Linked DNA regions of Homo sapiens: region 2 is linked to region 1. The links are chromatin contacts, found by Hi-C in ENCODE. All regions are on one chromosome and are shown on one strand. Each heading gives the region's core, a stretch centred on a gene start or an enhancer-like site at or near the end of the contact. The rest is flanking DNA. Distances are from core to core; before and after follow the strand shown.

What was found. Hi-C counts contacts between places; a loop is a spot of excess contacts on that map. Pooled maps may share reads with other maps.
Region 2: a pooled map of heart left ventricle shows a loop between it and region 1 (1.9-fold over the local background). The contact joins two enhancer-like sites. A Hi-C loop is called at or near these places in 1 of 168 maps with a recorded cell type or tissue (left ventricle myocardium superior) and 1 of 50 pooled maps.

What each region holds. Positions count from the first base shown.
Region 1 is chr2:219,766,490-219,773,624 of GRCh38, forward strand. No RefSeq gene overlaps it. Among named protein-coding and RNA genes, the nearest start is that of LINC02832, 40 kb to the left of the region's middle. Within about 2 kb of position 2,967, at least 8 of the 41 ENCODE cell types and tissues checked have a DNase peak (open chromatin) inside an H3K27ac peak, as active enhancers do.
Region 2 is chr2:220,392,037-220,399,171 of GRCh38, forward strand. The region is part of intron 3 of LOC105373893 (a long non-coding RNA gene); the gene reads left to right. Among named protein-coding and RNA genes, the nearest start is that of MIR4268, 490 kb to the left of the region's middle. Within about 2 kb of position 2,629, at least 2 of the 41 ENCODE cell types and tissues checked have a DNase peak (open chromatin) inside an H3K27ac peak, as active enhancers do.

The sequences.
Region 1 (7,135 bases), core at 1,717-4,216:
CATGTTTCCCTACCTTTCAGCAGGTTTCCTCTTTCAAAGCCAGTCCTAGTAGGACAGTGAGGAACAGTTCCATGGTGTGATGCTATGAGTGTGTCTGGAGGCACAAGTGAAGTCCACCATATTTAGGTAGGGAACATAGCTGCTGTGCGTTTCTTTCTTTTTCCTCCCTGTCTCCCGCCCTTTCATCTCATTCATTGGGTCAGCGCTCATGTGGGAAGTCACCTTCATCTTTGAGACTGGCACGCTTGGTATGTCAGTCCTGTCCCTGAGCCTGTGACCGAGAGGTGTGACCTCAGGGTATCTCCTTGTGGGCAGACATCTCTGACTTTTGTTTGCTGGCTTGTTGCCTCCATTCCTTCCCATGGTGACATCTGTGATGGTGAAGCCTGCTGTCCGCATGCTGAGGTGGTGGCTGTGGTTTCTGATGAGGGTTGACAGCCACTGATTGTTGGCTTGCTCAGAGCACTCAGTTCATCTTTTATTTGTAGGAAGTGACTCTATGAGGGCACAGCCCTATTTTCAGGACAAACAGGGGACCATAGAAAGTGCCCTGAGGCATGTCTATTGTTGTTGGGAGGTTCCTAAAGAGTGATTCAAGGTAGGTAGGTTTGGTCCTGCTCTTCACAACTAACTCAATGAACTCAATGGCCATTGTGGCATAACAGCAATTCACATTCAGAGGCTTTTCTTTTTTTTTTTTTTTAGTTTTAAAAAAAGCACAACACTGACAGTTAATATTTATTGACCTTTATGTGCTGGACACTGAGATGAACACTCTGCATGTTTTATCTCATTTAAACTGGACTACAGAACTTCAAGGTAGGTGTATTAGGGTTCTCCAGAGAAGCAGAAGCAATAGGACTGTGTGTGTGCATGTGTGTGGGTGGGTGTGTGGGTGTCTGTTTGTGTATTTTAATTTTTTTAAAAGAGTAATCGGCTCATGTAATTGTTGGGGCTAGCAAGTTTGAAATCAGCAGGACAGGCCCGCAGCCTGGAGATCCAGGGAAGAGTTGAAGTTGCTGCTTGAGTCTGAAGGCAACCTGGAGGCAAAATCCCTTCTTTCTTGGGCACAAGGGACAGAAGCAGGGAGACAGGAAAAAGAAAGAAAAACGAAGCAGCTATAATATGTCCGCTACCTAAATATGGTGAACGTTGCTTGTACCTCCATATATGCTCATAGCATCGTGCCATGGAACTGTTCCTCATTGTCTTACCAGGGCTGAGACACATCAGTCTTTTTTCTCAAAAGGCCTTCAACTGACAGAGTGATGCCCATTATATCATGGAAGATAATCTGCTTTACTCGAAGACTGCTGATTTAAATGCCAATTTCATCTAAAAAATACCCTCATGACCACATTTAGACTGGTATTTAACCACATATCTAGGCACTGTGCATAGCCAAGTTGACATGTAACAGGAACTATTAGAGTAGGTATCATTTTCTTTGTATAGGTGAGGAAAACAAGTCTCAGAGAAATAAATTCACTTGCAATGGTAGTTTGGATAATGGTTCCAAATATGGCCACGTTGTACTCCCCAGAACATGTAAATATTACCTTCTATGGCAAAAAGGATTCTGTAGATGTGGCTAAAGTAAGGATCTTGAGATAGGGGATGATCCCAGATTATATTGGTAAGCCCGATGTAGTCAAGTGGCCCTTCCAGGAAGGATGAAGGAGGGTCAGAGTCAGTGGAGGTGGTGTGATGGTGGAGGTAGAGACTGGAGCCATGGACTTTGAAGATGGAAGAGGGGGACACAGGCCAAGGAACACAGGTGGCCACTAGAAGCTGGAAAAGGGGAGGAAATGGATTCTCCCCAAGAGTGTTCAGAAGGAGCCAGCCCTGCCAACACCTTGCTTTCAGTGAGACTGATTTTGGACTTATTGCCTCCAGAGAGAGATAATAAGTAAGAGAATACATTTGAGTTGTATTAAGCCACTGAGTTTGCTGCAATTTGTTACAGCAGCCATAGTGAGCTAATACACTTGCCTAAGGCCATGTAGTTGGTAAATGGTAGAGGTGGGATTTGAAAGCAGGTGTGGCTGATTGGCTGACTCCGTGGCCTGAAACATGGAATGCTTTTATCATCACCAGTGCTGTTGACCTCTCTCAAACAGTAGTTCCTGAGCTCCTCTCTCCTCTCTCCTCCCATAATTCCTGTCTAGACTTTAGCCAAATGACCACAACTTTATGTATATTAACCTTATATAAAGAGGGTCAATTAGTGGTATAGGAGAGAGGGACTGGCAATAGGAGGCCAAAGGGTAATGAGGACATGATCCTCTACTTATTGGGATCCCACTGTGTAGCTGACACTGTATAAACGCTGTGTGTCATTCTCCCAGCCTCCCTGGAGGTCAGGTGCTACTGTCATCTCTACATCATAGTTGAGGAAACTGAGACCAAGAGAGGTTAAGTAACTTGCCCAAGGTCACACAGCTGTGTAGCAGAGCTGAGGCTTAAAACTAGATCAGCTTGAGCCGACACTTTCTGATCCTCTCCTCCTGGAGAGTCCTTATCATAGTGCAGCAGGAGGAGCAGCAGCAGGAGAGAAAAATGTTGGCAAAAAACTAGAGCGAGCTGAAGACCCAGCCTCCCTGGGTTCTTGCTCCCCTTCCAGAAAGCTCCATCTCAGGTGCACAGGTTCCAGTCCAGGGCCGGGGATTCCTATAGTGTCTTCCGCACCCTTAAGTGGCCTTGTTACTCCGGTCATGGAGAAACCTATTTAGGTTTCCCTCCTCTCTGCCTTCTCGCCTTTCATTTCCCCTCTGGCTCCTTGGCTGCCCTTAGCATCTGCTGAGGTAGTGTTGGCTCCCTCCCTCCCTTCTCCTCCCCCTGCTTCTTTTTCATTTTCCATTATCATTGCTGCTCTTTTCCTTTTATTCTTCAATTTTGATCGCCTACGGGGGAGGACGGGGAGCTGAGGGTGAGTGCTGCTTTCTGCAGAGATCTGGCCTGACTTCTTTTGCCTGTCGAGAGTTAATGTGCAAGCTCCCGGAGGCAGGCAGGCCTCGGTCCATCACCCCAGGGAGCTGGACAGCCCGTGCACTGCAGATGATCCCTGGCAACCAGCGGGAACTGGAGCTGTGCTGTTGCGTCTTAGCTGAGCTTATGACATCGCAGAATAGGTTATCAACGACACTGGGCTAAAAATACCGTATTTATTTTTGAAATAACTTGTTTTGGCAGTTATAAATACTCTATGAAGTCAGCTTAGAATGTAGTCTAGCAGCTCTCAGACAACTGAATAATATTTCAGATGTGCACATTATTTTCTATGCAGAATTCAGCATGCAATTTCCAGCCAATTCTTTGCTATCCTGAGTAATGGAGGGCAGATTGGGTGCAGACCAAACCAGTGAATCATCAGCTTAGTGCAGGGTTACAGCCTAGGCTTCCAAACTGAGAATTTTACTTTGGAGTAGATGTTACTAGAAGAAACGTTCAAGAAAGTTTTCTTTGCTTGCTAGGGACCCCTTTACCTTTGGGTAGCAGAGAGCTGAAGCGAGTCATCATAACTCCTTCCCTTCTTCTCTTTCTCTTTCTGTCTTCCCTACCCCTCCCTCCTCTCTCCCTAGTTAAGGGCTATTAAAAAAAGCCACAATACCATTGTCACACTTAAAAAATTAATAATTCCTTAATATCAGGCTTCATCTAGTTTAAAAAACTATTTGAATCAGGATCCTATTAAGATCCACACAGTGCCATTGATTGATATATCTCTTAAGTCTCCTTTAACCCATACGTTCTCCTTCCATTTCTCTCTCCCTCTCTCTTTGAAATTAATTCGTTGAAAAGGTCTACATTTTTACTTGCTGCATAGTATTCCCCAGTGGGGATCTATCATTTCTCCCCCATTCTCCTATTGATGGGCATTTTAGGTTGTTCTTTTTTCTTTTCTTTTTTGAGACGATCTCACTTTGTTGCCCACGCTGGAGTTCAGTGGCACGATCGCAGCTCACTGCAGCCTCCATCTCCTGGGCCCTAGTGATCCTCCCACCTTAGCCTCTCAGGTAGCTGGAACTACAGGCCTGGGCCACCATGCCTGGCTAATTTTTGTTTTTGTTTTTTCTGGAGAGACACAGGTCTCACTGTGTTGCCCAGGCTGGTCTTGTACTCCTGGGCTCAAGCAATCCTTCCATTTCAGTCTCCCAAAGCGTTGGGGTTACAGGTGTGAGCCACTGCACCTGGCCTGGTTGTTTTCAAACTCTTACTGGCACCCATGTGCTACTGTGTGAGATCTTTGTGCACATGTGCCAACATTTCTCTAGGGTAGCTACAAAGACACAAATATGGAAAATTGAAGGGCAAGCACACTGTATTCGGTTGAACCATATGAAATTTTTGTAGGCCAAAGACAGTTGATTATTGGCAATTTCAAATGGTTCAGCCTAATACATTTTCATTAAAATTGCTAAATTGCCTATAAACATATTGTAGGAATTTGCTTTCCTCCCACCAATTTATAAGGGTTCCCATTTCCCCATACCATTGCCACTGTTAAAATGATCATTGTTTTACATGTTCTGTGAATCTGATGGGTGAAGAACAGTTTTCACTGTGCTTGCCAATGACTCTCAAGAGCTGTGGTACATGCAGTGAGCAGGTCCTTCTTCTGGTAGGAGCCAGATCTCCTCAGCATGACCCATACAAGATGGGCAGTACTGCTGCTGGGCTGTGCCCAGATAAAGCAGGTGACCCGTCAGGTGGGCTAACTGCAGACAGAGAGAGGGGATTGGCTACATTTTCAGGTAGCTGCTGCTTCTCCTTCTCCTTCTTCTTTTTAACAGAGATGGGATCTTGCTACGTTAGTCAAGATGGCCTCGAACTCCTGGCCTCATGCAGTCTTCCTACCTCTTGCTCTCAAAGTGCTGGGATTACAGGTGTCAGCTACCACACGCCTGGCTATGTGAATTCTTTTCACTCCCTAGACTGAGCCGTGACCCCTAAGATAAGCTTATACCTGGCTGAAATAGGAAGCCGTTCAGCTGAAGCCTGTTGGCTTCATAGTTTGTGGCTACATAGGTAGCCTTCATCTCTGCTAAGGTACCTGCATTGGCTAGTGAGGAGTGACAATGGGCTGAATGGGAGTGAATACCCAAGGGCTCAAATATCCCTGGAAGGATATCTGGGCATTGCAAGGGCTGGGTCCCTGCTGTACCACCAGCTTTGCCCATTCAGGGCCTGAGAGGTTTCTTGCACTTGCTTCCCTAGTTAAGAGACCTAGTATGGAGGGAGGGGCATGGGAGGAAGTGATGGTGGTGGAAGGGACACTGGACTAGAGATTAAGAGACCTAATTTTGAGAACTTGTTTTGTCCATTAAAGCAATGTGACTGGGCCATTCCCTTCTTCAGTCTATCCCCAGGTGTCCCAACTGGAAAATGGGGGCATAAGGGCCTGTGTACCCCCTCTCTCCCCTACCAGTGTTATCACAGTGTTGCCGAGTCTGCAAAAGCATTTTGAAGGCATCTGTGTGCTCTGCAAAAGCAAGGCTTAATGTTCAAAACCCACAGACTCTGCAAGCTAGAGAAATGCCCCCTTTCCTGGTAATTATTCAGTAATTATTCACATAAGAAGGATTTCATTGTTATATTTCATATATTCGTTGTAGTTGATGGCCTTTTAATAGTGACATTGAGTTTGTGTACAGAAAGGTTATTCATTTTAAGATTTCTGGGCCTTAATTGTTATTTGTTTTGCTTGGTTCCAGTGTGCTATAAATTAGTGATATCGACAGAACGTATTTGTCTTGGCACCATGATGTATTGTCTGTAGAGAGTGCTGTTTGGCCTGGCATCGGCCTGGATTTCCCCATCTGTTTCTGATGTTTACATTGTTAAAGATACGATAGACACATAGGACATGGCCACATGCAGAGAGGGAACTTTTATCCACTCCAGTGCATCAAACAAGGTCTGAGCCTGCAATAAGCACAGCCCTAAATTACACTTGAGGCTGCTTAACGTCCAGGCCCAGCCCCTGCAATGGCGGATTGATTGCTCGAGCCCTGGGGTATTCACTCTCAGGAACGTTTTTAGCGGGCTCAACAGCTCAATCTTGACAAACTCATTTTTGCCTTGCATTTGAAAAGGGAGAACTGCACAAGCACAGGCTGCATTCCAATGTATTCCTGAGAAGCTCCAGAAAACCAGGGGTAGGAAGGATAAGGCATCAGTCTCAAGAGAATACCAGCGCCCTGTCCTTGGGGCAAATCTCTCCTGGAGGTCAGGGACCTGCAAGGGACTGGTGCTTGTTGTCAGTTCTGCTTCTGCAAGGCCCATCTCTCTGCAGCAGTGGGAGAAAAGATATCCTGTGGCTGGGCTGGTCCTAGGCCTCATAGAATTCTCCCACACATTGCCCACAATCTGCTAAAGTAGGGGCCCACATCTTTTTGTGAAGAGGCGATCTTAAAGTTTCCTCATTGTACGACCACAGGAGGGGAAGAAAGGAGGAAGGGGGTGTAGTCAGTTGGGTAGCGGAAAGGCATTGGAGTCTGTTGAGAGCAAAGGCTTTTTCCTCTTTAAACTCCCCAAATAAATGTGTGTGCATGCGTGATTGTGTGTGCATGCATGTGTGCATAAGGGGAGGTGGGAGGGAGAGGGAGATTGATTGCACGAGGTACAGGCATTGCTGATGGAGGCAGCCAGCAGCCTTTTGATTAGCTTGAGGCAAGACTTTGACATCTGCTGTCACTTCATTACTGTCAGCCTGGAAACCCTCCTCTGTACCCACTTCACACGTTGCTCTGGAGTCAGAGCAAGACCTGTCTTTCATTGTTGCTGAACTGTGATCTCCTTTCAATTCCCTGAAATGAAGGAGCTGGGAGGTTGGTTTCTTGAGCTTTCCCCCCTGCATCCAAGAGGGCACAGAGGTCTGGGTTTTGGAGCTTGGAGAGGAGAAAACATCTTCACATACTCACTTCGGTTGGAGTGGAAACCAAGTCTACTTTTCCCACTTGCCTTATGCTTTTCTCCTTTTCTAACCTGGTGTCCTATTTGGGTAGGTACAGCTCCCGGTGGGGAAGACCAGAGTGGCAAATTATGTGGAATCATTCGACGTTGCAGGCCTGTTCAAATATCTGCTCACTGGTCACAGAAAAGTGCTTAAATTCCCTAATCCAGGCCTTCCATC
Region 2 (7,135 bases), core at 1,379-3,878, 630 kb after region 1:
AGACCCCTAGAAGCTTGCTTCCACAAGCTTCTTTCTAACTCCAATCCCTTCCCCCATAATAAGTGTAAACTCTGTAATGAATTTTATGGTCGTCACATCCTGGCTTTTCTTTATGGTCTCACCACCTATGGTAGGCAGAATAATTATCTCCCCAAATCTGAGCGCCCATGTCCTAGTCTCCCGGAACCTGTGACTGTGTTATCTTATATGACAAAAGAGACCTTGCAGATGTGATTAAAATAAGGATCTTGAGATGGGAGAGCACCCTCGATTACCTAGGTGGATCCAGTGTAATCTCAGGTGTCCTTAAAAGTGAAAGAGGGAGGCAGGATGGTCAGAGAAGGAGACAGGAAAACAGAAGCAGATGGCAGAGTGATCTGATTGCTGGAAAGGAGCCACACGAGAAGGAACACAGGAAGCCTCAAGAAACTGAAAAAGGCTAAGAATGGATTATCCTCTAGAACCTCCAGAAGAAACACCATTCTTCTGGCCTCTTATTTTTTTAAATTTATTTATTTTTATTTATTTTTATTTTTTGAGATGGATTCTTGCTCTTTCACCCAGGCTGGAGTGCAGTAACGCAATCTTGGCTCATTGCAACCTCCACCTCCTGTGTTCAAGCGATTCTCCTGCCTCAGCCTCCCGAGTAGCTGGGATTACAGGCACCCACTATCATGCTCAGCTAAATTTTTGTTGTTGTTGTTGTTGTTTTTGTATTTTTAGTAGAGATGGGATTTCACCATGTTGGCCAGGCTGGTCTCGAACTCCTGACTTCACGTGATCTGCTCGCCTCGGCCTCCCAAAGCGCTGGGATTACAGGCGTGGATGGCACACCCAGCGTGGCCTCTTAAATTTAGCTCCATCATACCCATTTCAGACTTTTGTCTTGCCAAACTGTAAGATAATAAGTTTTTGTTATTTGAAGTCACCAAATTTATGGTAACCTGTTACAGCAGCAATGGGATACTAATATACCACCCAACATTGCATCCCAAAGCACTATTATTATTATTTTTTTTTAACTTTCTGTAAGTAGAATCCTTGGGAACATTCTTTCTTGTCTGGCTCCTTTTTCTGCACCCTGTGTCGTTGGACATAGGCGATTTATTTTGAGGCAGAAGAGTGACAAGACCAGATCTATATTTTAGAAGCTGACTTTGACGTCAGTGTTCTGCCTGGGAAGCATAAAGGCTGAGAGGGGCAGTACCTGCAAAGGGCCAATGCAGCAAGCCCAGCAAGAAATGGCCAGGACTCAAAAAATAAACAGTGGAGGCAGAGACTGGGGAGGAGGGCTCATAACTGAGTTTAGAACACAGAATTGATAGGAATTGATGTCCAAATAGATGTAAGGGATGAGAGGGTAGCTAAGAATAATTCCAAATACTCTAGTTATACAACTGTGGGGGTGGGATGTGGTGGACACAGGATAAATTGCTGGTATAAGAAGAAGGATAATGTCTTCAGTTTGAAATCTTTGAAGTGCATACCAGCAGATGTTTCCAGATATCAAAAAGTTTCACCTGCAGATAATATTCCACCTGCTGGGTTGACCTTCTTTTTGGTCAAAAAGATGTAGAGGGAGCAACAGAAACTTCAATGAACGAATCCAATCTTAAAATACAATGGGGATGCCCTACTTTATCCTCAATAATGGATAATTACTTTGTTGTTCAATAGAAGTTAATTTCTACTCCCTCTTTTCCACTCCAATCACATAACAGGTGTAATTATATCTCACACTCAGGGTGATATAATTAATATAAACCTTTGTAGAGGCGCATTTCCAGAGAGTCTTCTTAGGCAGATGATTTAGGCACTTGTCAGGTTTATCACACAATAGATAAATGTTTTCTTCATGTAGCTTAATATAGCAGGGTATCTGCCTCTGAATGGAAGTGTTTCCAGAGAGTCCAGGCAAACAGTCCGTTTATTGCATCTGACAGCTTTATTGCTTTATCAGTTATTTGCTTAGGGAGGATTTTATTATATGTAAAATACTGACATAAATTATGGGGAGGGGAATTGATTTTTTTTACATAGGTTTGATTCATTTTTCATTGTTTGTATGTGCCAAGTTTGATTTGATATTGCACATTTTCTCCTAGTGTATTTATTTAGGTTGCAAGTTATTTCCCTGGTTCTACAAATAGTGGTATTTAGTTCTCAATTTTATTCCTGTGACTGCACATGTTCTCAAATTAAGTCATATATATAGTTAATACATAAAATATAGCTATAGGTACATATATGAATGAAATATATATCTAATAAAATTAAATACATTAACTCTAAGAAGAGTTTTAGAGTTTGGCACTTCAAAATTCAGAGAGATGTGATGCCAGTTTCCCTCCTGGCAATCAGGAGAAAACCAAGAGTAGAACCTGGCTGGGGAAAGTCATGTAGATCATCATGATCAGGTAGATCCAGGGGGTCAGCCCAGAAAGGACACCTCAAAGCCATTGTCATGGGGCCTTGCCTGAGAAGGTCTGGGTCCAAAAGACAGATCTGGATCTCAAGCCAAGCAGAGCCAAGAATAGAAAGAATGTGCTCAGTTAGTGGGGAGGTTCAAATAGAAAGATAGTAGGCATGGAAAGTTGGCAACAGACTTCATGAATTTAGTCATAGGAAGCTGTAGCAGGCACAGTTGGCAGCCTGCCCAGATCCCCTCAGATCTCTTTTACTTGTTTCATGGGCCCATGGTTTTCTACTCAAACCTTCAGAGGATTTTCCTTAGGCACCTGGAGTTGCCTTACCCCAATGGAGGGCCTAAGTTCAGAAGTTACACCCTCTAGGGACAGTTGCACACCCCCTCCCATCCTTTAACCAATGACAGGCGGGTGCAGAAGTATAAAAATCCGGCTTTGTTGCTTTCAGATGGGACAAACTCTGAGGTACCGTTTACACTTTACAGTTCCTTCTGAGACCAGGCTGAGTCTGAAATTGACCTGAAATCACACCATTCCTTGACTTCTTTCCATCTTATCCTGGTTTCCTGACTCCTGTCCTGGTTTCTCCTAGGAGCAGTCCCTTAATAAGTCACTTGAATTTGAATCCTTAGCTCAGCATCTCCTGGGAGAAGCTGCCCTGAGAAAATTGGCGAACCAACTGTCAAGGCAATAGAGTTACAACAGCAAGGATAATAGTGATCATGGTAATAATAACCAACCTTGACTGAATTCTCACTATTTTCCAGGCATGGTGTTAAGTGTCTTCTACATAGTTTTCCATTTAATTCTTCCAAGAGTCCAATGCCAGTCGATGTTATTTTCATCTCTATTTTACAGGTGAAAAAACTGAGGCGTGGGACATTAAGCAACTTGTTCCAAGATCTGATGGCTAAAAATTAGAAAGGGCTTCAGAGAGAGCCCAGTAGGACTATTATGGCATATTATGTATTGAACGTTATATTTTAGAACTTCTCATCTTTATTTGCTCCACCCCAGCCAGAATGTGTCTGTTTCTGAGCCTATATTTGGAGTGATGTCGATTTACCTGCTGTATAGATGAACTCTTGGGATATAAGCAAAGCCAATCATTTTAGTGATTCTAATCAGCAGTCTTGCACATTAATAATCTTGTGATTATCAGGAAGCTAAATAAGAAAATCTGGATGGTTGGGGGCGAATCCAGTACTATTGCTAGATACAATGGCAATATTGCTTGGTATCTAGTACACAAAGGTGAATTGTATAGAATGACCATATTGAATGTGTGAATATGCTTAGGTGATTGCTATAGGCAATGTGTATAGTCAGTGGAGAGTGAGGAGGATGCTGTAAGTGCAAGGACCAGTGTCCAGATGCAATGTTTGAACTTTTCACCCAGGATTGACCATTTGCCTCCAGGAGGACTGGCACGAGAACACTCACTGTCTGGAGCTTTTTTGTTATGCAAAATTTTTTTCATTTCTACATGTTTCATGGAAGAATAATATAGTGAGTTAAAGAGCCTCAAGTGTTTTATAGAGAACTTCAATATGTTTTCTTATCCAGAAGAATCTTGTGTGGTTGAATAATGCCAGGCTAAGTCATGGTGTCTGGTTTCTAGTCTAAATCTATCATCAAATAGATTTGTAACCTTGAGAAAGCTTTTTAAAATTTCCCCGAAGATTTTCATTTCAGGGTTTCCCATCTGTAAAACCAAATTAATAAGTGATTTTTGGAAAAGATTCCTGTTCCCCTGGGACCCTCAACCCTTTCCTTGATGAAAATTATATATCTTTTAATATCTGGTATGGAGTCATCAATAAAAATTTTGTAAGTACATTTCACTATGTTCTTATCAATTCATTTAAATAAGTCATTGAAATATCAGATAAGAGTGACAGTGAAACGTGCACAAAGTATAAGACTACAGCTCAATGAATGTTCCCAAAGTAAAGATATTCCTGCAACAAGCACTTAGATCAAGAAACAGAACTTACCAGAGTCCTGGAAGTGCTCCAAGCCTTTCCAGTCACTTACTCACCCCATCCTGAAGAGTAACTACTATTTTAACTTCTAGGATGATAGCGTGGGACTGCCTGTTTATGCCCCTAATATAAATGGAAGCAAACTGCAGATACTTTTTTGTACCAGGCTTCTTTCACTGAGTATTGTCCGTGAGATTCACCGATGTTTTTCTGTGTAATTATAGTTTGTTCATTCTATTTTTTTGGAAATAATTCCATTGTATGAATGTCTCAATTTATCTGTTCTATTATAGAGGACCATTTGGTTTGTTGGTTTGTTTCCAGATTTTTTTTTCTTTTTTGTATATTACCAAGAGAGTTACTATGAATATTCTTATTTTTTATTTTTTTGCTGAACATATGTGAGCATTTTTTGATGGGTATGTATATACTTAAGAGTAGAAGGGTTGGGTCCTAATGAACACATATATTTAGCTTTTGTCAACACTTCCAAGTAGTTTTTCAAAGAGGTTCTTCAGGGATATTGCATGTTAACATATGAAAGAAGGCACAGAAAAGTCCCTGGACACCTTAGAACATTTATCCCTTGGTGAGATGCTGAGTATGAACCTGGGTTATTTGTACATATTAAGCCAGAGGTGAGTACCAGACAACAGAAATGAGAAAATCATGGTTATTAGTAAATGAGTTAGAAGCTGTGGGAAGGCAGGTGGGTCTTCCAAGCTAAGACTGTGAAATAACAGCGGTGTCTTACTGGTAACTTAGAATAGAGGTGCTCAATAGGGAGGCCATTATCTGGTTTGATAGGGACCTGGGAGCCTGGCTTTTTGCGTTGGCATTGAATATGTGGCCAGGAGCTCTGTCCTTTTTTGGGAAGGAGAATTGACCAGAACTGACTAATGAGCATGACATAAACAAGTCCAGGCAGGGATAGACAGATAATTTAGGCCCTGGATGACACAATTAAGGTTTTTGGGTTGGCCATAATACATTTGGTTTAAGAATCGGAGATGTGGTTAAGAAATAATTTGTAACAAAGAGTAGATAAAACCACTGTGGTTCTAATTTTTGAGACTGTTCCTTATATTTCATTCTTCCCATAATTGCCTTTACTTAATGTCTTAAAGCTCACGGATAGCTTTTTGCGTGGTTTCTACAGTATAGAATGTGGAGTGAGTAATATGCAGACAAATCAAGACAATCAGTGGGGAGACATGGGTCACAATGAGGCGTGATGTACCTTCTGCTAATCCTATAGATCGAGGACTTTGAAGACAAGAAAACACTGGGTGGAGAACTTGGCAACATTTAGGGAAAAAAGTATTAGTTGTGAGCAGGACAGGGAGGAGGATGGGACTCCAAATAGCACTTAATGGGCTCTCTTCTGCCCAAACTTCAGTTCAAATCCGCATTTATACCTCCCAGGGTATATAATTATGCACTCATAATGTACTTGTTTCATTTTGGCCTTTCAGTAAATCCAATAATATCAGTGAGTTTCCACTGGCCAGTAACCGAACGTTATAGTTGATGATTGTTGTATGTCTATAAAACTATAAAAATATGGCACATTTCAAAGTGAGGAGGGCTGCTGTGAAGTAAGTTTAATGAGATGAGAAATTATCTGAGTTGTTTCAGGGTGGTATTACTGAAAAAGGGGCAGCGGTAGCCATTCAGTTTATTCTTAGGTCCTAGGCCTGCCTCCAGTCTGGGCAGAATTCTCTATCCTGGGTTCTCAACATTGAGTTCAAAGCTCAAGGAAAACCCTGTAATTATAAAGAGTGCATATTTCCCTGATCTTGTCCTCTATGCATATAAGTCTCTTAGGACCTCCACATGGGAAAAGGGGATTGGTGGAATACAGGATTCTCTGTTCTGGCTTCCTGCCATCTCCTATTCTCTCAATGCAAATATAATTTCCCCTTAAAGCACTACATATATATATATATATATATATATATATATATATATATATATATATATATATATATATATATTTTTAGAGCAGTTTTAGATTCACAGCAAAATTGAACAGAAAGTACAGAGAATTATCTAATACTCCCTGCTCCACACATTCACAGCCTCCCCCACTATCAATGTCCCAGACACAGTGGTACATTTGTTATAATCAATAAATCTACACTGATACATAATTATCACCCAAAGTCCAGGGTTTATACTAGGGTTCACTAATGTACATCCCATGGGCTTTGACAAATGTATTATGACATTCATCTATCATTATATCATTATAGTATCATACAGAGTCATTTTCACTGTCCTAAAAATCTTTTGTGCTCCAACTATTTATACTTTCCTCTCCCTAACCCCAAACAACCACTGAATTTTATATTGCTACCATAATTTTGCCTTTTTCAGATTGTCATATAGTTAGAATTGTACAGTATGTAGCCTTTTCAGATTTGCTTCCTTTACTTAGTGATATACATTTAATGTTCTTTTATGTCCTTTCATGGCTTGATAACTCATTTCTTTTTAGCACTGAATAATATTCCAGTGTCTGGCTATATCACAGTTTATCCATTCAGCTACTGGAATACATCTTGATTGCTTCCACGTTTTGGAAATTATGAATAAAGCTGCTATAAACTGCATATAAGGATATGCAGGTTTTTGTGTAGATGTGTTTTCAACTCCTTTGAGTAAATTACCAAGAAGCATGTTTGCTGGATCTATGGTAAGAGTATGTTTAGTTTTCTAAGA